Regions from separate parts of the Homo sapiens genome. Here regions 2, 3 and 4 are each linked to region 1. Evidence: chromatin contacts called from ENCODE Hi-C or POLR2A ChIA-PET data. All regions are on one chromosome and are shown on one strand. The core of a region is the stretch at or near the end of the contact, and the rest is flanking DNA. Distances in the headings are between cores, read along the strand shown. Region 1 overlaps CNR1 (cannabinoid receptor 1). Region 2 overlaps RNGTT (RNA guanylyltransferase and 5'-phosphatase). Region 3 overlaps RNGTT (RNA guanylyltransferase and 5'-phosphatase). Region 4 has its middle 39 kb from the start of AKIRIN2.

Region 1 (5,499 bases), core at 1,299-3,798:
TGGGAAGGTACAGGTGACCCGGCCAGACCAAGCCCGCATGGACATTAGGTTAGCCAAGACCCTGGTCCTGATCCTGGTGGTGTTGATCATCTGCTGGGGCCCTCTGCTTGCAATCATGGTGTATGATGTCTTTGGGAAGATGAACAAGCTCATTAAGACGGTGTTTGCATTCTGCAGTATGCTCTGCCTGCTGAACTCCACCGTGAACCCCATCATCTATGCTCTGAGGAGTAAGGACCTGCGACACGCTTTCCGGAGCATGTTTCCCTCTTGTGAAGGCACTGCGCAGCCTCTGGATAACAGCATGGGGGACTCGGACTGCCTGCACAAACACGCAAACAATGCAGCCAGTGTTCACAGGGCCGCAGAAAGCTGCATCAAGAGCACGGTCAAGATTGCCAAGGTAACCATGTCTGTGTCCACAGACACGTCTGCCGAGGCTCTGTGAGCCTGATGCCTCCCTGGCAGCACAGGAAAAGAATTTTTTTTTTTAAGCTCAAAATCTAGAAGAGTCTATTGTCTCCTTGGTTATATTTTTTTAACTTTACCATGCTCAATGAAAAGGTGATTGTCACCATGATCACTTATCAGTTTGCTAATGTTTCCATAGTTTAGGTACTCAAACTCCATTCTCCAGGGGTTTACAGTGAAGAAAGCCTGTTGTTTAAGTGACTGAACGATCCTTCAAAGTCTCAATGAAATAGGAGGGAAACCTTTGGCTACACAATTGGAAGTCTAAGAACCCATGGAAAAATGCCATCAAATGAATAATGCCTTTGTAACCACAACTTTCACTATAATGTGAAATGTAACTGTCCGTAGTATCAGAGATGTCCATTTTTACAAGTTATAGTACTAGAGATATTTTGTAAAATGTATTATGTCCTGTGAGATGTGTATCAGTGTTTATGTGCTATTAATATTTGTTTAGTTCAGCAAAACTGAAAGGTAGACTTTTATGAGAACAATGGACAAGCAGTGGATACGTGTCAATGTGTGCACTTTTTTTCTATATTATTGCCCATGATATAACTTTAGAAATAAACCTTAATATTTCTTCAAATATCTCTATTTAATTTTGACACTGAAATAACCGTAAAGGTTTATTTTTCTGTTACCTCAACAAGAAGAATTTGAAGACTTCAAAATATTGAGCAGAATTCATTCATACTTAAAAATTTATTAGCCCTGCATTTTCATAGGAAGACACATTATCTTCTGGACTATAGCTGTTCTAATGGATTATAATCAGAATGGAAGAGAGAAAGCATATTGACTTTTTTTGAGCGACATCTCTGACTTTCTTTAGTCTTTAGCTATTACTGGATCTCTTAAGACAGCATGTGTTAATCTTAATGTATATCGTTATCACTGTGCAGTTGCTGTTTACTTGAATAGTATTGTGTTCCTATATTCCAGGTTTAAGTAGATTTCATGCCTGGGTGGCCAAACAACAGTCTTCATTTTTTTTAATTGAAAAGAAGTAGTGTCTGGATCAGTAAAATTATACTGTGTGTGAGTGTGAATATAAATGTGTGTATGTGTGTTTCTGTCCTGTAACTGTTACAGTAATGTCATAAAGTGAGAAAACTGTGACCAAGTATAAACTTTTACCACTTGCTGCACTCTTGCACATGGATTCAGTTTCTAAAATTGAGTTCTTCCTGTAATCTTGTTGATAAAAATACTGACTCCAACCATTCAAAAATTTCACCCCATCCCTCCTTAAGAGATTGGATCAAGTATTACTAAATTGACCTTTAGGTATTACACAAGACCAGTGCTTAGCAAAAAATAATGACAGGCATCCAAGGAAGGGATGTATTTGTAGTGTTATTGCCAGGAAAGGAGAGTACTTTGGTTTCTGAGCACCGAATATTGAGCAATATGTCAGTCACTAAAAGGAAGACAGTTCTACAGAAAAACAATGGTAACATTTTTCAATAGCGTGTGTAGATAGTATGCACTATATACATCACGTTAAAGTAGGACTATCACACCCAGCCCATGTGGCTAAAAAAGCTGAATCAGACAGTGGATGAGACACACAACGGCAGTGAAGAACCGATACACTTGGCATTGACGTCTAGCTATGCTGTATCTGTGCTTTGCCCACATGCCCTTGGTGACAGCTGAGCACCCAGCTCTGTCTTGGTAGGTTTGGGCTAAGGAACAAATCTCTCCTTTGCTCGTGGTTAGCAAGATACACTCAAGCATGAAGATAAACACAGCTGCTTTCTTCTTACACCCCGGTCTCATGCTCCTTAATGGCGCCATGGGTGCTTGTTGGGCCTTTTTCCAGTAAGGAATGATATTGCTGAAGAATCTACTTAACCCTGACAAATTTTAATTATAATCTCTTCTTATACAGATAAAACATGACTCCTACAAGGCCCCAAGGTTTACATAGTCTGAAGTGAAGTACAGAGCTGGCATCTATCTGGTGATTTCTAGCTCTCGAGATACCCAAGCAGCCTGATGGGGCAGTTCCCCTTCTTACGGTTCACGCTCTAAGGCAGGATGTGGCTTATGAGATACTTTGCATTGTCTGTCTGCACACCTTGAATCTGCCTGCTGGCTCCCTTACTTTACCTCTCTGTCATGTGCAGATGAAGGCTCAGGGTGCTAGAGGATTAGTAAGATCTCTTTCTAAAGACAGGAGAGATTATTTACAAGAAGAACTCACCAGGGTTTAGTTTGCATTTAAGAATTGCCAGTCTTTTGTCCTGCATCATCTTGAACATTAATCCACATGTTTCAGAGCTCACCAGGCAGTACCAATGCTCTTTTCACAGCTATGAAGAGCTAGAGAAATTCTTGTTATGGTAGAAAAATTTCACGATTCATTTTTGAAACTGCATTTGTGCGTATGCAGTGTAGATTTTATAGTGTGTTGTGCTTTCAAGATCTAAATCATATATAATAAATTAAGGGACAATGGGGCTGACAGCACTAAACTTGGTGCTTATTGATATTCTAAGAAATATCTGTGAAATATCATCACGTATGTTATACAACCTTCATTTAAAAAGGTTTAAAACTAGTTAGATTCACTTTGACACTTTTCATATCATTTCTTAACCCAAGTGACGAAAACATTGTCCCCAATGAATATACTCATTAGAATTACCATTTGTTAATATCACTCATTAATTAACCCCATAATTAGATCCATTAATTTAAATGATTTAAATTTAAGTAAGTTTTATAAGGTCTGACATCAGAGGTATCTTACTTTCCTCTGAGGATGATGTACTTGCCCTGACCATGCATTTTACCATCACACATGTTCAGAAAGGGCCAAATTCCCAACCTGCTCATTTTTTTTTTATCAGAGTCATGATGAATCAGTCCTAGAATGTTTCATTTGCACAAGTAGGGCTGCCTCCAAGAGGAACCTCTGATTTATTTTGTATGAAATATATGTGAAAGGATATGAATCTGAGAGATGCTGTAGACATCTGTCCTACACTTGAGATGATTTCCAAGCCTCTCTGGCACTTTGAGTTAAGTCTATCTGGTATTAAATGCCAAGGACCTTTTGCTGCCTAAATCCACTCTGCAGGAAATAGGCCCAACCACCAGATGAGAATTAGGCCCTGGATGAGTAGCGCTATAGTTACTGTCCTGTTGATTAATTTCTGCCATTTCATGTCCATAAAAGAGACCACCCATATCATGCACACAATTAGATTTCTCACACTCTAACTGTATATTTGTATGATATTTTAAAATCTCCTAAATGCTGGGCAATGGCTATTAACAATTAATTGTCTTGCACTGGCCTTCTGATGAAATGTTAACAATGCCTATTGTAATATAGAAAAAAACATTCTATCTACTGATTTGGGCTGAATGTATGTAAATAGGTTTCTAAAAAGTCAGATGTTTGAGCAGTGGCCTACAAATCAGTAATTTTCGGATGGGAGAGTTTCTTTACATTGCCGTGGCATCTTAAAAGCTATCTTCATGTAAATTGACTGTACTAGGCCTACTGGGGATCAGAGTTCCCAAGAAAGGAAACCTTTTCTTGTATCTGGATTCAAATTTATTTCCAATGTTTCAAGCGGGAAACATGACTCTTTATTGTCTGTAAATCTAACATTATTACTTTTCCTCTTAGAAGAATATTGTATTGTTAGATGTTTGTTGAGCTGGTAACATCGTTGCAACCACTGCAATATCTTCGTTAGTAATCTGTATAATACTTTGTATACAAGTACTGGTAAGATTGTTATTAAATGTAGCTTCAGTCATTAAATTACTATAGCAAAGTAGTACTTCTTCTGTAATATTTACAATGTATTAAGCCCACAGTATATTTTATTTCAATGTAATTAAACTGTTAACTTATTCAAAGAGAAAACATCTCATCATGTCTATTGTCCAAAGTTACCTGGAATCAAATAAAAATTCTAGATTACCATGAAGAACATAAAATGCCTTTGAACTCTGCCTTATTTCACAGTCTGATGGCAAAATACTAAGGATTTAATTTCTAAAAGATTGCTGAACTAATTTATTCCTCAAAAAGCACTAATGACTACTTGAAAAGTGGGGACATATTGGATTAATCTATTTATTTTTACCATAGGAAAAACACACAAAAAGCTATTTTTTACACAATAAAGCAGAAAAGGCCACCACACCTTTAAAAAGCATTATTTCATTAAAGATTTTAACTGATTTTGCAGTAAATTAAAACAAACATACCATTCATAATGTGTAAATTGAGACTTAACAGACATAGTACAATATAAATTGAAAGAATTTATGAGCACTGTATATTTTGAACCACAGAAAAGAGATAAGTACTTTTCAACACAGTTTGTAAAAACTCATAATTTCAATTTGAACAATAAGAGAAAATACCTTTAAATTTTATAATGAAGAAAGCATTACAATGAAGTTTAAATATTACTGTCTGAAATAATGTGTGTTTGCAGTCAATTTTGAAAGATTTTAATTTTTCAAGTAATTAACTATTTGAAAATAGATTATGTTGAAATATTGAGAGTAGATTATCTTTGCTTTTTAATGACTATAGTCAAAAATCGATCATTCTGCCTCTTTTAGTAAACTCTGGCTGGGTGCATAAGCTGAATGCTTCTTAACAAAAAGCAAATGATAGATATTCTTAGCTCTTAAATTTCTTTTTTTTTTTTCTTTTTTTTTTTTTTTTTTTTTTTGAGACGGAGTCTCGCTCTGTCGCCCAGGCCGGACTGCGGACTGCAGTGGCGCAATCTCGGCTCACTGCAAGCTCCGCTTCCCGGGTTCACGCCATTCTCCTGCCTCAGCCTCCCGAGTAGCTGGGACTACAGGCGCCCGCCTCCGCGCCCGGCTAATTTTTTGTATTTTTAGTAGAGACGGGGTTTCACCTTGTTAGCCAGGTTGGCCTCGATCTCCTGACCTCATGATCCACCCGCCTCGGCCTCCCAAAGTGCTGGGATTACAGGCGTGAGCCACCGCGCCCGGCCAGCTCTTAAATTTCATACTGAG
Region 2 (5,499 bases), core at 1,165-3,664, 500 kb before region 1:
TTTTGTTGATCTTTTCAAAAAACCAGCTCCTGGATTCATTGATTTTTTTGAAGGGTTTTTTGTCTCTATCTCCTTCAGTTCTGCTCTGATCTTACTTATTTCTTGCCTTCTGCTAGCTTTTGAATGTGTTTGCTCTTGCTTCTCTAGTTCTTTTAATTGTGATGTTAGGGTGTCAATTTTAGATCTTTCCTGCTTTCTCTTGTGGGCATTTAGTGCCATACATTTCCCTCTACACACCGCTTTAAATGTGTCCCAGAGATTCTGGTATGTTGTGTCTTTGTTCGCGTTGGTTTCAAAGAACATCTTTATTTCTGCCTTCATTTCGTTATGTACCCAGTAGTCATTCAGGAGCAGGTTGTTCAGTTTCCATGTAGTTGAGCAGTTTTGAGTGAGTTTCTTAATCCTGAGTTCTAGTTTGATTGCACTGTGGTCTGAGAGACAGGTTGTTATAATTTCTGTTCTTTTACATTTGCTGAGGAGTGCTTTACTTCCAACTATGTGGCCAATTTTGGAATAGGTGTGGTGTGGTGATGAGAAGAATGTATATTCTGTTGATTTGGGGTGGAGAGTTATGTAGATGTCTATTAGGTCCACTTGGTGCAGAGCTGAATTCAATTCCTGGACATCCTTGTTAACTTTCTGTCTCGTTGATCTGTCTAATGTTGACAGTGGGGTGTTAAAGTCTCCCATTATTATTGTGTGGAGATTTTTCAGTTTGTGATGGTGTGAAAGTAATATACATTCAGTAGAACTGTGCTTTCCGTGCCCATACAATCGTTCTTTCCCTTTCAGTACTATATTCAGTAAACTATATGAGACATTCAACACTTTGTTATAAAATAGGATTTATGCTCTCTTTTGTGTGTGTCCTTTTTTTTTCAGACCTGGTCAACAGGAAGTATAAATTAGGGTTTATATTAGATGATTTTTTTTCCCAAATGTAAGCTAATGTAAGTGTCTTAAGCACACTTAAGGTAGGCTATGCTAAGCTGTGAGGTTAGGTAGGTTAGGTGTATTAAATGCATTTTTGACTTAATGATATTTTCAACTTACAGTGGGCTAAGCAGGATGTAACTGTATTGTAAGTCAAGGCGCATTTGTACTTCCCTTTTGGAAATAATAATCTTTGACATTATTTTCAAGGTTAGACATTTGCGTTGAGATCAAAGATAATTTTTTCAAACTTAGCTCTGGCATAAACAATTACATGACTTTAATTGTACTAGGTATAGAAGAAAAAGTATTTTTATAAATAGGCAAAATAAATCATTTTTATTGAGCACATATTATGTGCCTAAGACATATTATACCTTCTAGTGTTTATAGCAGTCTTACTAAGTAAATATTGCTTTTATTTTCATGTGAGAAAATGGAAACTCAGAGAGGTTAAATAACTTGCCCATGGTCATAAATTCAGCAAATGATGGAATTGAGATTAGAACTCAGGTTTTTCTGCCTTTCCAACCCCACCCTTTTTGTTCTTATGACACTGTTCTTGTATAAATATTGCTGACTTACATTTGAGAATGTCAGGTATTTCACGGGAGCCAGCACATGCAAGAGTGCATTTTAAAGAAGAACCTCTATAGAAATGTCAGACTGTATATACTTACTTCAGTTATCCAACATCATCATTTAATGAAGTATTTTCCCTGTAGCTTTTTAAAGCAAGCATTTATGTAAAATTTTCCCTTTGATATGTTAGAAGTATCCCTACCTTCTTAAAGTGTTCTGTAATTTATATAACATTTATTTGGGGTATCATATTAGGCTCTTGCTGTGTGCTTTAATAAGGCAGTGGCCTCAGGATTTGTTAAATGTCCTTAAGTCAGTTACTGCCTTGAAAAGTGGTCCATGATTAGTATATTTTTGTAGTTAGTGATTTGCTGTCAGCTGTCATTTCTCAAGGTCAAATTCTGGCAGTTCCTTGCATCCTATTATATACATCCATAAGCTTTGACCTGTGAGCCTAAAGGTATCTCTACACCCTCCTGGAGAAAGATATAGTACTTTGATTCACTGACATTACATTCCTATTTTCTCTCTCTCTCTCTCTCTCTCAAATGACAAGGTAGCTAATTCTTCTGTGTGTTCCTTAAGGCACTATTAACACTCTAGTAGTGCCAGTGTTTGTATGTTTAAAAGACCTACAGACTTACTTTTTATTTCTTTTAAATACATATACTTCTCCTGTGATCGTAAATATTTGAATGTGATGCTACTGTATACTGGCTGTGTATGTGTGAATACAGCCAAGATGACAAAAAGCAGCTGCAGTTATGCTCAGAAAGAGTGTTGTTTCATTTACAGTGGTTTCTTTTCTTCAATGAGTCTGCTGCCTTTACTCAAAAATCTCCCTTTCTTCACTGTGGCAGCAGCTGGAGTCTTTGTTACTGTCACTCACAGCCATACCAAGTGATGAAAAACAGGTTTGAAACTTAAAATACTTCTCTTTCCAACTTAGCTTGTACTCATTGTAAATTCAAGTCTCTCCACCCAAATGACTGAATCAGTTCTGCTTTCTATTTTGTCTGTCAGTGCTTTACTGGAATTTTCACTTTTGTCTTAGCAGTAATAGTGTAGTGTGATTTATAATCCACATTCCTCTATTAAGTCATTCTGCAGATTTAGATCCTTTGCTTGTCTCTACAGCACGGAGCTCATCTGTGGTACCTGAGTGTTTATGGTATATAATCATGCTTACAGTATATTTCAGCTTCACCATGGTTATTTTTTTTTTTTTTTTTTTTTAAGACAGAGTCTCACTCTGTTGCCCAAGCTAGAGTGCAGTGGCGCCATCTCAGCTCACTGCAACCTCCGCCTCATGGGTTCAAGTGATTCTCCTGCCTCAGCTTCCTGAGTAGCTGGGATTACAGGCGCCCGCCACCGTGCCTGGCTAATTTTTGTATTTTTAGTAGAGACAGGGTTTCACTATCTTGGCCACTCTGGTCTCAGACTCCTGACCTTGTGATCCACCCGCCTTGGCCTCCCAAAGTACTGGGATTACAGGCATGAGCCACCGCACCCGGCCGGTCGTCTTAACACAGCAGTATTAATATGAACTGGGAGCTTTTTATCCAACTGGAAACATGGTAATGGCAGATTCTAGGGAGTCTCATAGAAGAAATACATTATTAGGTATGAAAATAACCCAAGCAGCTTATTATACTATGCAGAGGAATCTCTTAAAGAATAGTTTCATCTACTTCTTTCCATTAATAGGGACCTTATCCAAATTTTTATTTTGGGAGCTTACAACATAAATATATAGTGTTAAGTTCTCCTGAATATACATGTAATACATATTCAGAAATAGGTGAACTGTAATGTCACAGCTTTGTCATGGTCATTTGTAACTGGAATAATAATATGCAGATGACTCTTAATTCTTCACCTCTAATCCTCAATCCTCATTCTTTTTTAAAACCTCAGTTTTGAATCTTCAGCTGCCTACTGGGCAGTTAAATTGACAATTTCAACATCACCTCAGATCCAGTTATTTTTGTTGCTCTTTTTTTTTTTTCTTTTCTTTTTTTTTTTTTTGAGACAAGGTCTCACTCTGTCACCCAGGCTGGAGTGCAGTGGTGTGATCATAGTTCACTGCACTATCTCCCAGGCTCAAGAGATCTTCCTACCTTAGCCTCTCGAGTAGCTGGGACTACAGGCACATGCCACCATGCCTGGATTTTTTTTTTTTTTTTTTGTAGAGACAGGGTCTCGGTATGCTGCCTATGTTGGTCTCAAACTCCTGAGCTGAAGTTATCCTCCCACCTTGGCCTCCCAAAGTGCTGGGATTACAGGCATGAGCCACTGCACTGGCCTTTATTGCTCGATAAATGACATTTAATTAATACCTACCACATGTTATGCATCATTCACTCATTAAACTGACATTCATTAAGCATCTTTATGTGCCAAGTACTTTGATAGGCACTGGGATTCAAGTGGTGAATAAGACTGAAATGGTCCCTGCCTTTATGGAGTTTAATGTCTACAGCATAGGGGCTGCTAATTGAATAAATACTTCAGGATTGACTAATACAATGATAAGGAAAATAAGGGGACTCTTCAGATGGAGAGCAAGGGTAGCTAGCCCTGTCTAATGAGTCACAGAAGGCCTCCCTGATTGAAGTCATTTTTAAGCCACGAATTGAAGGGTGTGAAGGAGTTAGATGATTGGGGGCAAACTATTTTTTTCTCTCTATGCCTTAGTTTCCTCATTTGTAGAGATAAAAAGAGAAAACAAATGAATAAATTCCTTAATGCATGTGAAGGTACTTAGAACAGTACCTGGCTCTGAGTGTGGCTGCTGTCTTCATCATCTGTATCGTCATCATTAATCATTCATTCAGGTTTTCAAATAAACATCTATTGAGCACTTACAAAGTACTAGGCATTTTTCAGTATTGTGGTGGGATTCAGAAATGAAAATCATAAAAATCTATCCTTCCAAGGAGATATGTATACAAATAGCTACAAAGCAGAGAGTAATACAGCAAGAACTATAAGGGAAGTATGAGCCAATTTCTGGGCAGGAGCATTCCTTTTTATTTGGGAGTGGTGTATGATTTGTGCCACTTACTTGGCAAGTGCTTGTAAACTGCCTGTGAAATCTTATTTTTTCTTGTTTTCTTATTTACTTTTTGAGATTTTGCCTGTGTATATCTTTACTTGCCACTGAAATTTTTCATGTTGAAGTGAGGAAGTATATATCTCACAGACTGAGATATATGAATAGTAGGTGCTCTGTATGCTGATGAGTAGTCTTAAAAGCCTATTAAACTTTTAATAGTAACCCAGTACCATTTAATAGTAAAATAAGTAACCCAAAAGGGTTACTTACTTTAAAAGCCTCGTAACTGCTTAAGGCCTTTATTATAATAGTGTCACATGCTTTAGAGGGACTCAGTGTAGATGAAGAAATAGACGTTACCTCCTCTAAAATAAAAAAAGTTATTCATGGATGCATCATCTGTTGATTCTACCAAATGTCTGTTCTAATATTTGCTGTAGTAAAGTGACATCTTTGACATCATTTTTGAAATGTATTACCATATTTAACTGAAAAAAACAGAGTAACAGTCAAAATTGGTAATAATTTTAAATTTTGTTTAACATTACCAAAAGTCGTATAATTCAGTTTGGCTGATACAAAATATGAGGCTTAGCAGACAGTTACATATTTCAACAAATTGAAGTTTTCAAATGTTGCTTACATTTCTGTCTTGAGAGAAAACAGTTATTGTGTGGCAAATAACTTATTGCAGTTTTTGAGGAAAGTGTATATTAAAAACATCTGTAAAGATAGTAAAGTACCTCTGTTTAACTGGTAAGAGATCAGAGTTAACGTCTCACTTTTTGTAGCCAATAATATTCTAGCTCTGATTTACTAAAAGAAAATAAAAATAACGAATATTTTATTTTCTAGAATCTTTTGTTTTATGTCTTAATGTGTTACATTCATGATTAAGATGCCAGCTTTGTTTTCGTCTAAACTTT
Region 3 (5,499 bases), core at 2,037-4,536, 470 kb before region 1:
CCAAGGCCAGAGGATTGCTTAAGCCCAGGAGTTTGAGACCATCCTGAACAACATGGGGATACCCCATCTCTACAAAAAAAATTGCAATATTAGCCAGGTGTGGTAGTGCACAACTGTGGTCTCAACTGCTTGGGAGGCTGAGGCGGGAGGATGACTTGAGCCAAGGAAGTTGAGGCTGCAGTGAGCTGTGACCGCACCACTGCACTCCAACCTGGGTGACAGACTGAGACTTTGTCTCAGAAAAAAAAAAAGAAAAATCTGTGGTAGGGAGCCCCATGGAGAAAAGGTGGAAGCAAGATAAAAAGACATGGAAGCCAACCTGAGAGTTTTCAGTGGCCAAAACTAGAACAATTTGAGCAATGAAATAAGTGACGAGTATTTTATTATAAACCAAATAATAAAATAAATATCCATGAGTCCATACCAATACAGATAAGCAATTAAATGAATAAATAGGGGAGAAGGGACAAATCTTTCTTATGGAAGAACTCTAGATAATAGATGTAGAAGGAATGGAGGATACAGAAAAATCCCATTAGAACACCGCAGGAATAATTGCTCAGGCAAGAGTTACAGATGAATGCCAAAATTAATAAGTGAAACTTTTCTTTGAGCTGCTAATTTAAAATCTTGAGAAGTACTAGATCCGTTTTCATCTGATAGTTTCTTAACCCCAGATTATTTATAGATTCAAATAGTATAAAAGTGTGGTATGCAATCAGATGGATACAGGCAACAAATTTTTTTCAACATAAAATATATGGTGTGTTGCTCTGTTTTTTTCAGAAACAGTAAAACCTCATCAGTTCAATGTAATTTGGGGTACAGATGTGAAATCTTGTTTTATAAATATTTTATTCTTTTTACTTTCAAGGTCTCATTAACTCAAACTAGGATAACAGTTGATTAGAAGACCTGATGGGGTCCTGTTTTAGTAAATAATAATATGTAATTGGCTGAGGATGATTATTGTCATAGTAACAAATTAGATCTAAAATTAAACTCCTCTCCCTTATACCGGTCATTCTTTTGATCCGACCATTATTGGAAACTGTTTTTAGTTTGTATACATGTGGGAGATATTATTTTTATTAGTTAAATATATTTTACCACCTAACCAAATGAGTAACTTGTAGTGCATCTATCTTGGGACTATAACTGGTGTGATCAATGAAGAATGATGTATTGTTCTTAAATACGGAAATACGTTTAGGTTAGTAGTGGCAGGTACGTGCATTTTCTGGAAAGCTCTGTTTACCAGATTTTTAGTGGCCAAGGAGATACACAGATAGTTAATAGTACTGCTTAATTGTTACAGTCAGATTGAGTAACATAATTTATAGCAATTCTGAAACTGAGAACACAAGAATGATAAGCTATATGATAAAGACCACAGTTGCTAGTCAGCAAAAGTGCAGACTACACATTGTTGACTAGCAAGCCATTCTTGTAAAGTACATATGATAAAATTTTCTTGACAGCTGTTTTCAAAGTCAGCCTTCCTATGTCATCATGGTTCCTTTAGTAAATTTACTTCTAAGGTTTTTTTTTTTTAATTAAGCAGTGTTTCTTGCTGAAAGAAATCAAAGAAGATACAAATAAATAGAAAGACATTGGTGCTTGTGGATTGGAAGACTTAATATTGTTAAAACATCTATACTACTAAAATGCATTCCACCCCTATCAAAATCCCAATAGTATTTTTTGCAGAAATTAAAAAACTATCTTAAAATTCATACAGAATCTCAATAGACCCCAAAAGGCCAAAACAATCTTGAGAAAGAACAAAGTTGGAGGCCTCACACTTCCTGATTTCAAAACATACTTCAAAGCATCTAATTTAGATGGCATACTTAATTACTGGCATAAAGATAGAGATACAAATCAATGGAGCAGAATAGAGAGCCCAGAAATAAATCATTGCATATATGGCCAAATGATTTGCCACAAGGGCGCCAATACTACACAATGGGAAGGGACAATCAATATCTTCAACTAACAGTGTTGGGAAAGCAATATCCACATGCAAAAGAATGAAGTTGAACCCCTACCTTACACCATATACAAAAATTAACACAAAAATAAAGACCAAAACATAAGACCTTAAACTATTAAACTTGTAAAAGATAACATAGGAGAAATCTTTTTTTTGGAGATGGAGTCTCCCTCTCTTGCCCAGGCTGGAGTGCAGTGGCACGATCTCAGCTCACTGCAAGCTCCGCCTCCCAGGTTCATGCCATTATCCTGCCTCAGCCTCCCGAGTAGCTGGGACTGCAGGCACCTGCCACCACGCCCGGCTAATCTTTTTGTATTTTTAGTAGAGACAGGGTTTCACTGTGTTAGCCAGGATGGTCTCGATCTGACCTCATGATCTGCCCACCTCGGCCTCCCAAAGTGCTGGGATTACAGGCGTGAGCCACTGTGCCCGGCCAGGACAAATCTTTAGGACATTGGATTAGGCAATGATTTCTTGTGTGCAACACCAAAATCATAGGCAACAAAATAAAAAATAGACAAAGAGGACTACATCAAAGTTAAAAACTTATGTACATCAAAGGAATCAATCAGCAGTGTGAAAAGGCAGCCTACAGAATGGGAGAAAATAATTGCAAATTGTACATCTGATAAGAAGTTAATGTCCAGAATATATAAGGAACTCCTACATCTCAACAACAATAAACAACCCAATTAAAAAAATTGACAAAGTTTCTTGTATACTGAAGAAAGTATACTGAAGAAAGTATACAGCCAATAAGCACATGGAAAGATTCTCAGTCATTAGTGAAATGCAAATCAAGACCACAATGAGATAGCACCTGACACCATCAGGATGGCCACTATGAAAGAACAAAAAGTTTAAATTAGAGCACAGTAAACAATGGGCGTCAATTTTTTTTAAAAAAAAAAGGAACAAAAACTAACAGGTGTTAAGGATGTGACATTGGAACCCTTGCATACTGTTAGTGAGAATGTAAATTGATGCAGCCATTATGGAAAACAAAGGGGTCCTCAAAAGATTAAAAATAAAATTATGATCCAGTGATACTGCCTCTGGGTGTATAGCCAAAATAATTTAAAACCGGATCTCAAAGAGATATTTTCACACCCACGTTCTTTGCAACATTATCCAAAATAGCCAAGAGGTAGAAGCAGCCCACGTGTCCATTGACAGATGAATGGCTAAAGAAAATGTGGTGTATACATACAGTGGAATATTATTCTACCTTTAAAAAGAAAGAATTTCTGTCACATGCTACAACATGAATAAACCTCAAGGACATTATGCTAAGTGAAACAAGCCAATCACAAAAGGACAAATAGTGTGTGATTCTGTTAATACTCGTATGAAGTATCTAAAGTAGTCAAAATCATAGAAACAGAAAGTAGAAAGGCAGTTATCAAGGTCTGGGTAGAGGGGAAGGGGGGCAATTAGTGTTTAGGGAGTATAGCATTTCAGTGTTGCAAGATGGAAAAGTTCTAGACATACACTTAGCATTGCTGAACTGTACACTTAAAAATGGTTAAGATGGAAAATTCAATGTTTTTTTACCACAGATTTTAAAAAGCAATGTTTCATTGCCTAATTTTATATTTGGTTAACAATTTTACTGATTGTTCTATGTCCCAGGCACTTTCAATTATTATTCTTTCAGTGACCCAGTAAATTAGGAACTTGTTCCCCATTTTAGAAATTAGGAAATAGACACTGAAAGGTTTAGAAACTTATTTCTGTTAGACCTTACATGTGGTATAGCAAAACTGTGTTTACCTAACTGAATGAGTTGTCCAATACTTGCATATACACAGTGTTTCCAAAATAAAAGAATGGGTCCCTAGAAAGCAAGGCAAGAGAATTGAGACTAAAATAATGAATATTTGAGGATAAATTTGGCAAGTTTGCTACTTGGAATATCACTTTTTTGGGCATGTCTAGTTCCAAAACCACTGAGTGTATTGCACCTGTTGGATTTGTTGAAAATGCAGATGGTACAATCAAATGTAAAGGGAAAGGAATATAGTTTGAAAGTTTTTATGAAGACATGTGCTGCCTAATCTGCGAATTGAAAGCATCTTTTAAAAACTTACTTCTCGTCATATTCCTAGGTGGTAGTGAATATGTGGGTAGAAAAATGAGAATGTTTCAGATAATGCTAATGAAGTTAAATGATTGCAGTCTACCATATTGTGAGGAAAAGTTGTTAGCCATGAAAGATGAGGACAGAATTAAAATATTACCATGACTGGCATTTGATTTGAAAACTACAAAGATAAGCTTAGGTTCCTATTTATGAAAACCATTCTCACAGCCCAGTGAAATATCTTTTAAAAGGTTCGTAGTTACCATGGATACTTGTTAGCTTTGATAGAGTATCCATATTCAGTCATCTGAGGTGAAGAAGCCAAAAAACCCATCAACTAATGTCACAAATAGCTTCATCTGTAAATTTGTACTAGTTTGGGGATGGAAAGGCTAAGTTTCCTGAAGATTAGATTGTTGGTTAATTGTCACTGCTTGGAAAGCAAAATATTTAGGATGTACATTGCCTGAATTTGATCCTAGTATTCACTATTGATATGTAACTTTTTCATTTAACTAGTACACGGCATTTCTTAGATTTTAACATAGGAATTTAGATGGTTAGACCTTTCTGAAAGTTGATGAAACCTAGGCAGTATACTCAATTTCTGAAAGCCGTAGAGACACAGACAATATTGAAGGTATTGGTCCCCATGGTAACATATTTGCATTTGGCCCAGCATGGCTGGTTTCTGCCTAGCTTCTTTTAATTGCTATATATTGACAGCCATTTTCACAATTATTTATAAAATGTCGGATAAGTGAGCATGTGTACAAGGGAGTGCACACCATACCTTAAGCTTGATTAGATACTTCAGATGACAAAGAGCTCTCTGCATGAAGAGTTACTGAGGTATTTTTATCATTTCCTAATGTGCCTGTCACATAGTAGAAGCAAAAAGCCTTTCAAGTTATTTAAATATTTTCCTCAATTCTCTTTCAAAACAGGTGACAAAAGAGCTGAAACAGTATGACAACAAAATTATAGAATGCAAATTTGAGAACAACAGCTGGGTCTTCATGAGACAGAGAACAGACAAAAGTTTTCCTAATGCCTACAACACTGCCATGGGTGAGTATGACAACTTACCAGTGCTTATTATATTTAAAACAAAAATTAAGGTGTTAGACCCAAAGTGTGCTGCCTTTGTTGTTTTGCTTAATGGGGCATAGTCATTTGGACTTCATCCTTGTTTGATGGGAAAGATACGTCAAGTCTGTATTCTGTTTGGCTCCAGTTGGCTTGTAGGTTCTACTCTCTAAACTGGTGATCTTGTGCCCATGCACCCAAAAGAGAAGTTTAAAGGGCAGGATACTGGGCTGTATACAAGTTGAATTTATTGAACAACAACAACAACAGAAACCATGATAATTTCAGATCTATTCAAAACTATAAAAACCATTGTTTGCCAGATGGTAAA
Region 4 (5,499 bases), core at 843-3,342, 400 kb after region 1:
CCGGGCACAGTGGCTCATGCCTGTAATCCCAGCACTTTGGGAGGCCGAAGTGGGTGGATCACCTGAGGTCGGAAGTTCAAGACCAGCCTGACTAACATGGAGAAACCCTGTCTCTACTAAAAATACAACTTAGCTGGGTGTGGTGCTGCACGCCTGTGATCCCAGCTACTCGGGAGGCTGAGGCAGAAGAATCGCTTGAACCCGGGAGATGGAGTTTGCAGTGAGCCGAGATCGTGCCATTGCACTGTAGCCTGGGCAACAAGAGCGAAACTCTGTCTTGAAAAAAAAGAAAGAAAGAAAGGAAGGAAGGAAAGAAAGAAAGAGAAAAGAAGAGAAAGAAATAGGATTGTTCAGTAAAATCAGGCATTTTTGTCCTGTCCAGGCAGTTCTGCCTTTACAGGTCAGAGAAAGAAAGGAGAAGAGTTGGTTTACATCCACTTTCTCTTTTTGAGAAGAAAGTCACCCTCTAAACTGCCACATAGGCTATTTTGCTGGGAGCTCTTCCATTGTCTTTTTAAAATTTTAATGTGTAGTAATCTTGACTCTTGAATGAGGGACCATCAGAAAGAACTTCCTAGTCAAGTTGTAAGGGGGCGGAGGTGTAGACCTTGTTCCAGGTTCTGCTCATTTCTTCCCCTGCCCCTCCCAGACCTGTCACAGATTCAGGGCTGGTCAAATCTTGTCCCAAAACCAAAGAAATCTGCCCCAGAAGACTTCTGAGATTGTCACAAGATTTCTAGTTATCAGAACCAAGGCCATCCAGGCCTCCAACTGAATCTAGATAAAAACCATCTGAATTGAGAACATTCTAGAAACAGAGATCAAGGACAGGATGATACTTTGTAACTATGGGAGGGAATATGGCTTCTCATTTTTCAAGAGAAAATAAAAACAAGATTTCTTGACGTTCTTTCCACTGAATGCTAAAGAAAGCTTCATTGTTAGCTGTCTCCTCTCCCAAACAATAAGGAAGCAAACAAAACAGAATAGAACACCCCTGTACTTCAGAGGTCTTTTTTCTCAGTGCTGCATGTTTTATGCATTATGAACTGAGGTTATCTTTTTCTTGTTAGGGTTTACATAGAACCGAGATAGCCATTAGATATTCTGATTATTAAAGAAGTTAGAAATATTTTTTTAACTCTAAAGGGGCTTCTCTTATTTAATTCTTTTAAAAATCTATTACTGTAATGCAGAGCATTGTCTTTGTCATTATAAAGAATTTTTAAAAATGATAACTAATACAGTCTTATTTTTGAAATTGTCTTCTAGTTCAGAAGGGAGAGGGAGAGTAAACCAAGAATATGAAAAAGCAAGAAAAGCATTAAGTGCGAAGGGATCTTTTAAAAACTTGTGTTAGGAGTGGTGGAAGGTAGTATTTCGTAGTGTTCCTAGGATTTCACTAATGAGCAGATTGAGGATACAAATGATTAATAAAACACATTATCTTGGCCTGAAGCATCTTCCAGGCTAGTTGAAAGACAAGCATGTAAATCAATTGATTACAGTTAAAAAGACAAGAGCTTTAAGGAATAGAAATGACATGCTGTGAAAACTGAGAGAAGAGAATGACTAGGTCTGCTCAGGAAAATCAAGAAAGGCTTCACATAGAAGATGACATTTGAGCTGGGTCACCAAATGTGGTAGTTTTAAAATATGTTCACAAATTTTTAGATACTTCTCCTTTCAAGAGGTGGAACTTAACTCCCCTCCCTTTGAGTGTGGACTGGACTTAGTGACACTCAGCCTCCCAAGTAGCTGGGATTACAGGCACCCACCACCATGTTCGGCTAGTTTTTGTATTTTCAGTAGAGACGGGGTTTCACTGTGTTGGCCAGGCTGGTCTCGAACTCCTGACCTCAGATGATCTGCCTGCCTTGGCCTACCAAAGTGCTGGGATTACAGGCATGAGCCACAGCACTTGGTGTCAACTTCTTTGTGCTGTCTACTAGTGACACTAATAGAAAATGGCAGAAGTGACAGTGTACTTCAAAGATGAGGTTATCAGCAGCATTATGGTTTCCTGTTTACTCTCTTCCTTGGATCACTCACTGTGAAGGAAGTCAGCTGCCATGTCACGAGGACACTCAAGCAGATCTATGAAGATGACTACATGGCAAGAAAGTAAGGCCTCCTGCCCACAACAGCCACGTGGGTGAGCCATCTTGGAAGTGGCTCCTCCAGTCCCAGTCAGGTCTTTGGATGACTGCAGCCTCAGCCAACATCTTGACTGCAACTGCATGTGAGACCATGAACTAGAACCATACAGCTAAGCCACTCAGAATTCCCAACCCCAGAAACTGTGAGGTAATAAATGTTTATCATTGGTTTAGATCACTACCTTTTGGGATAATTTGTTATACAGCAATAGATTCCTAATACCCCAGATGAGTATCAATTTGCTCTATTGGCAGGTGGGAGGCATCCAAATAGAACTGAAAGGGTCCCAGTGAGTGGTTGAGTATGGCTGGAGTGTAAGACATGTAGTTGTGACTCTTAAGCTTTTAGTGTATTAGCAAATGCCCTAAGTATTCTTAAAAGTGGAATTTCCTTAAATTAATGAATATCGTTGGCCAGGTGCAGTGGCTCATGCCTGTAATTCCAGCACTTTGTGAGGCCAAGGCAGGAGGATCATTTGAGACCAGGAATTCAAAACAGGCCTGGGAAACATAATGACACCCCATCTCTACAAAAGAAAAGAAAAAAAAAAGAATATTGTGGAATATGGCTACTCACTGCACTTTGGGGGAAAAAAATTAAATTTTTTGCCGTGACCTGAAAGCTACTTCTCTAGTTCACCCTGTGTCACAGTCCTCCTTGCTCACTACACCTGAATCACATTGGCTTTCCTTATTCCATCTCCCCCCCAGGAGTTCTGTGCACACAGCTGCTTCTGTTTAGATAGCTCTTCTCTTTACCTTCCCTCTGGCTGACTCCTGCTTCTCTTATAAGACACAGCCTGCATGTGCCTTCAAGGAGATCCCTTTTCTGACCATCACAACTGTTGTTCTTCTCCGTAGTGCTTGTTTGTTTCTTCCATCAGAGGAATTACTCTCCAAACTCATGTTATTTGTGTTATTTGTCTGTTTGCATGTTTTTGTCTGTCTTTCACTCCAGACAGTACATTCCACTATGCAGGGGCCACTTGTTGATTGCAGTATCTCCAACACGTGGCATGGTGCCTAGCGTGTGGTAAGTGCTCATAAAATACTGATTGTAGCTATCTTCCCCTTCCTCTTGTGTAGTAAAACCTTTATATTAGGTATTCCAGTTTCTTTTTTGTTTTGTTTTATGAGATGGCGTGAGCCATCACGCCCGGCCAGATATTCCCGTTTTAAGACTATTTGTCGGCCAAGTATTCCCATTTTAAGACTATTTGTCGGCCGGGTGCAGTGGCTCACGCTTGTAATCCCAACATTTTGGGAGGCTGAGGTGGGCGGATCACCTGAGGTCAGGAGTTCGAGACCAGCCTGGCCAACATGGCAAAACCCCATCTCTACTAAAAATATAAAAATTAGCCAGGAGTGGTGGGAGGTGCCTGTAATCCCAGCTACTTGGGAGGCTGAGACAGGAGAATCGCTTGAACCCGGGAGGCAGAGTTGCAGTGAGCCAAGATCATGCCACTGCATTCCAGCCTGGGCGCAGAGTGAGACCCTGTCTCAAAAAAAAAAATGTAGATTAAACATCTTGGCAGCAATACTTCAGATACAAGGCTGTACAGATACAAGGCTGATACAAATACAGACACAAGGCTGTACTTCATACATACATATATATATGTATGTAACTCACATGTATCATATGTATATATGTATTTATGTATATCAAGAGGTACATAATTTAGTGTCTCTCTTTTGGTGATGCCAAAATTGGTCACTGGGTTTAGGTGGTAACTCCCAGATTTCACCCTGTAAAGTTGTGTTTTTCCCCTTCAGAGTGACTGCCAAGCCATCTAAGGAGTGATCTTTTGCCATCACAAATTGGAGACATAGTAATATCCCACCCATAAATACTTTAGCATATGTCATTAAAATGTAAAAACATTTTCCTTCATAGCTAAAATAATATTATCTCACTGAACAAAATTAATACTAACCCCTTAATATCACCTAACATTCAGTCCATGTTCAAATTTTCTCCCAATTCCCAAAATGTCTTTTATATCTGATTTTCCAAACTGGGATCTAAACCAGAGAAGCCAATTTTTAAATGATCATAGGAAAAACCTTAAAATATATATTACCTTAGATACAGACTTTTCCTTTTAATTTCATATTTTATCCACTAGTTAAAAAGAAATGTTGGCCGGGTACAGTGGCTCACGCCTGTAATACCAGCGCTTTGGGAGGCCGAGGTGGGCGGATCATGAGGTCAGGAGATCGAGACCATCCTGGCTAACACAGTGAAACTCCATCTCTAGTAAAAATACAAAAATTAGCTGGGTGTAGTGGAGTGCGCTTGTAATCCCAGCTACTCAGAAGGCTGGGGCAGGAGAATCGCTTGAACCTGGGAGGCGGAGATTGCAGTGAGCTGAGATCGCGCCATTGCATTCCAGCCTGGCGACAGAGCAAGACTGTCTCAAAAAAAAAAAAAAAAAAAGAAAAAAGAAAAAAGGAAAAAAAGAAATGTTATTGCTGTCATTGCAGTAGGTGAATGTCATATGCATGTAGTTAGGAAATTTACAAATCCTGTTCTAAAATTTTTAACTGAACCGGGTGTGGTTCAGTTTATAGGCTCACGTCTGTAATCCCAGCACTTTGGGAGGCTGAGGTGGGCTGATCACTTGAGTCCAGGAGTTCGAGACCAGCCTGGCCAACATGGTGAAAACTCGTCTCTACTAAAAATACAAAAATTATCTGGGCATGGTGGCACACACCTATAATCCCAGCTACTCGGGAGGCTGAGGCACAAGAATCACTTGAACTCTGAAGGTGGAGGTTGGAGTGAGCTGAGATCACACCGCTGCACTCCAGCCTGAGCCACAGAGCCAGATTCTGTCTCAAAACAATGAAAATAAAAAAAATAAAAAAATAGAATCCTCATCTGGCAGTTCTGGTTCCAAAAAAGTAAAATAAAATTTATCACTAATAACATTATATCCTCATGATTTTTAAGTTCTTACTAACGATAAAGAAATATTAAAATCACTATAAGATTGAAATATGTTCATTCATAAGTTGAATCCAAGTAGTAAATCTTGCCCAGTGGCTAAGAATCAGAAACAGAATCAGCGCCTTGGGTGTAAGCACTATCTCAGCAGAAGAAAGAGGGAAACTAGTAGCTAGGTTCACACTAACATCAAGGATGAGAGAAATGATACATTTCGACTTCTCAGTGAAGAGGACTGGGAGCTAAAGGCTTACAGAATCTCCTTTCTCTTTATAATGACACTTTAAACTTTCCATGCCTTCCTCCGAGTCTGTTCATTTTACTAAAAGAACAAAGAGTATTCATTTTCACATCACACCCTGCCCAGGTGTGGAAATTAACAAGTCAAAG

The links. Hi-C counts contacts between places; a loop is a spot of excess contacts on that map. ChIA-PET counts read pairs that join two places held with the same protein, here RNA polymerase II (POLR2A). Pooled maps may share reads with other maps.
Region 2: a pooled map shows a loop between it and region 1 (2.2-fold over the local background). The contact joins two enhancer-like sites. A Hi-C loop is called at or near these places in 2 of 37 single-sample maps with no recorded cell type and 3 of 50 pooled maps. POLR2A ChIA-PET finds 5 or more read pairs at or near these places in 1 of 52 experiments (activated CD4-positive, alpha-beta memory T cell).
Region 3: a loop to region 1 is called in a pooled map, with 7 times the contacts of the local background. The contact joins two enhancer-like sites. A Hi-C loop is called at or near these places in 1 of 37 single-sample maps with no recorded cell type and 2 of 50 pooled maps. POLR2A ChIA-PET finds 5 or more read pairs at or near these places in 1 of 52 experiments (OCI-LY7).
Region 4: a loop to region 1 is called in a pooled map, with 2.1 times the contacts of the local background. The contact joins two enhancer-like sites. A Hi-C loop is called at or near these places in 1 of 168 maps with a recorded cell type or tissue (B cell), 5 of 37 single-sample maps with no recorded cell type and 4 of 50 pooled maps. POLR2A ChIA-PET finds 5 or more read pairs at or near these places in 1 of 52 experiments (B cell).

Annotation. Positions count from the first base shown.
Region 1 is chr6:88,138,805-88,144,303 of GRCh38, reverse strand. It overlaps CNR1 (cannabinoid receptor 1), which reads left to right. Exons shown (of 2, transcript NM_016083.6): 2 at 1-4,440. The coding sequence ends at 448. Among named protein-coding and RNA genes, the nearest start is that of CNR1, 25 kb to the left of the region's middle. RefSeq lists a silencer at 2,477-2,636. Within about 2 kb of position 2,548, at least 4 of the 41 ENCODE cell types and tissues checked have a DNase peak (open chromatin) inside an H3K27ac peak, as active enhancers do; they include OCI-LY7, where a contact is called at or near this core.
Region 2 is chr6:88,638,591-88,644,089 of GRCh38, reverse strand. All of the region lies in intron 14 of RNGTT (RNA guanylyltransferase and 5'-phosphatase), which reads left to right. Among named protein-coding and RNA genes, the nearest start is that of RNGTT, 320 kb to the left of the region's middle. Within about 2 kb of position 2,414, at least 3 of the 41 ENCODE cell types and tissues checked have a DNase peak (open chromatin) inside an H3K27ac peak, as active enhancers do.
Region 3 is chr6:88,613,923-88,619,421 of GRCh38, reverse strand. RNGTT (RNA guanylyltransferase and 5'-phosphatase) reads left to right here. Exons shown (of 16, transcript NM_003800.5): 15 at 5,027-5,150. Among named protein-coding and RNA genes, the nearest start is that of RNGTT, 350 kb to the left of the region's middle. Within about 2 kb of position 3,286, at least 3 of the 41 ENCODE cell types and tissues checked have a DNase peak (open chromatin) inside an H3K27ac peak, as active enhancers do; they include OCI-LY7, where a contact is called at or near this core.
Region 4 is chr6:87,738,869-87,744,367 of GRCh38, reverse strand. No RefSeq gene overlaps it. Among named protein-coding and RNA genes, the nearest start is that of AKIRIN2, 39 kb to the right of the region's middle. RefSeq lists an enhancer at 1,960-2,109. Within about 2 kb of position 2,092, at least 4 of the 41 ENCODE cell types and tissues checked have a DNase peak (open chromatin) inside an H3K27ac peak, as active enhancers do.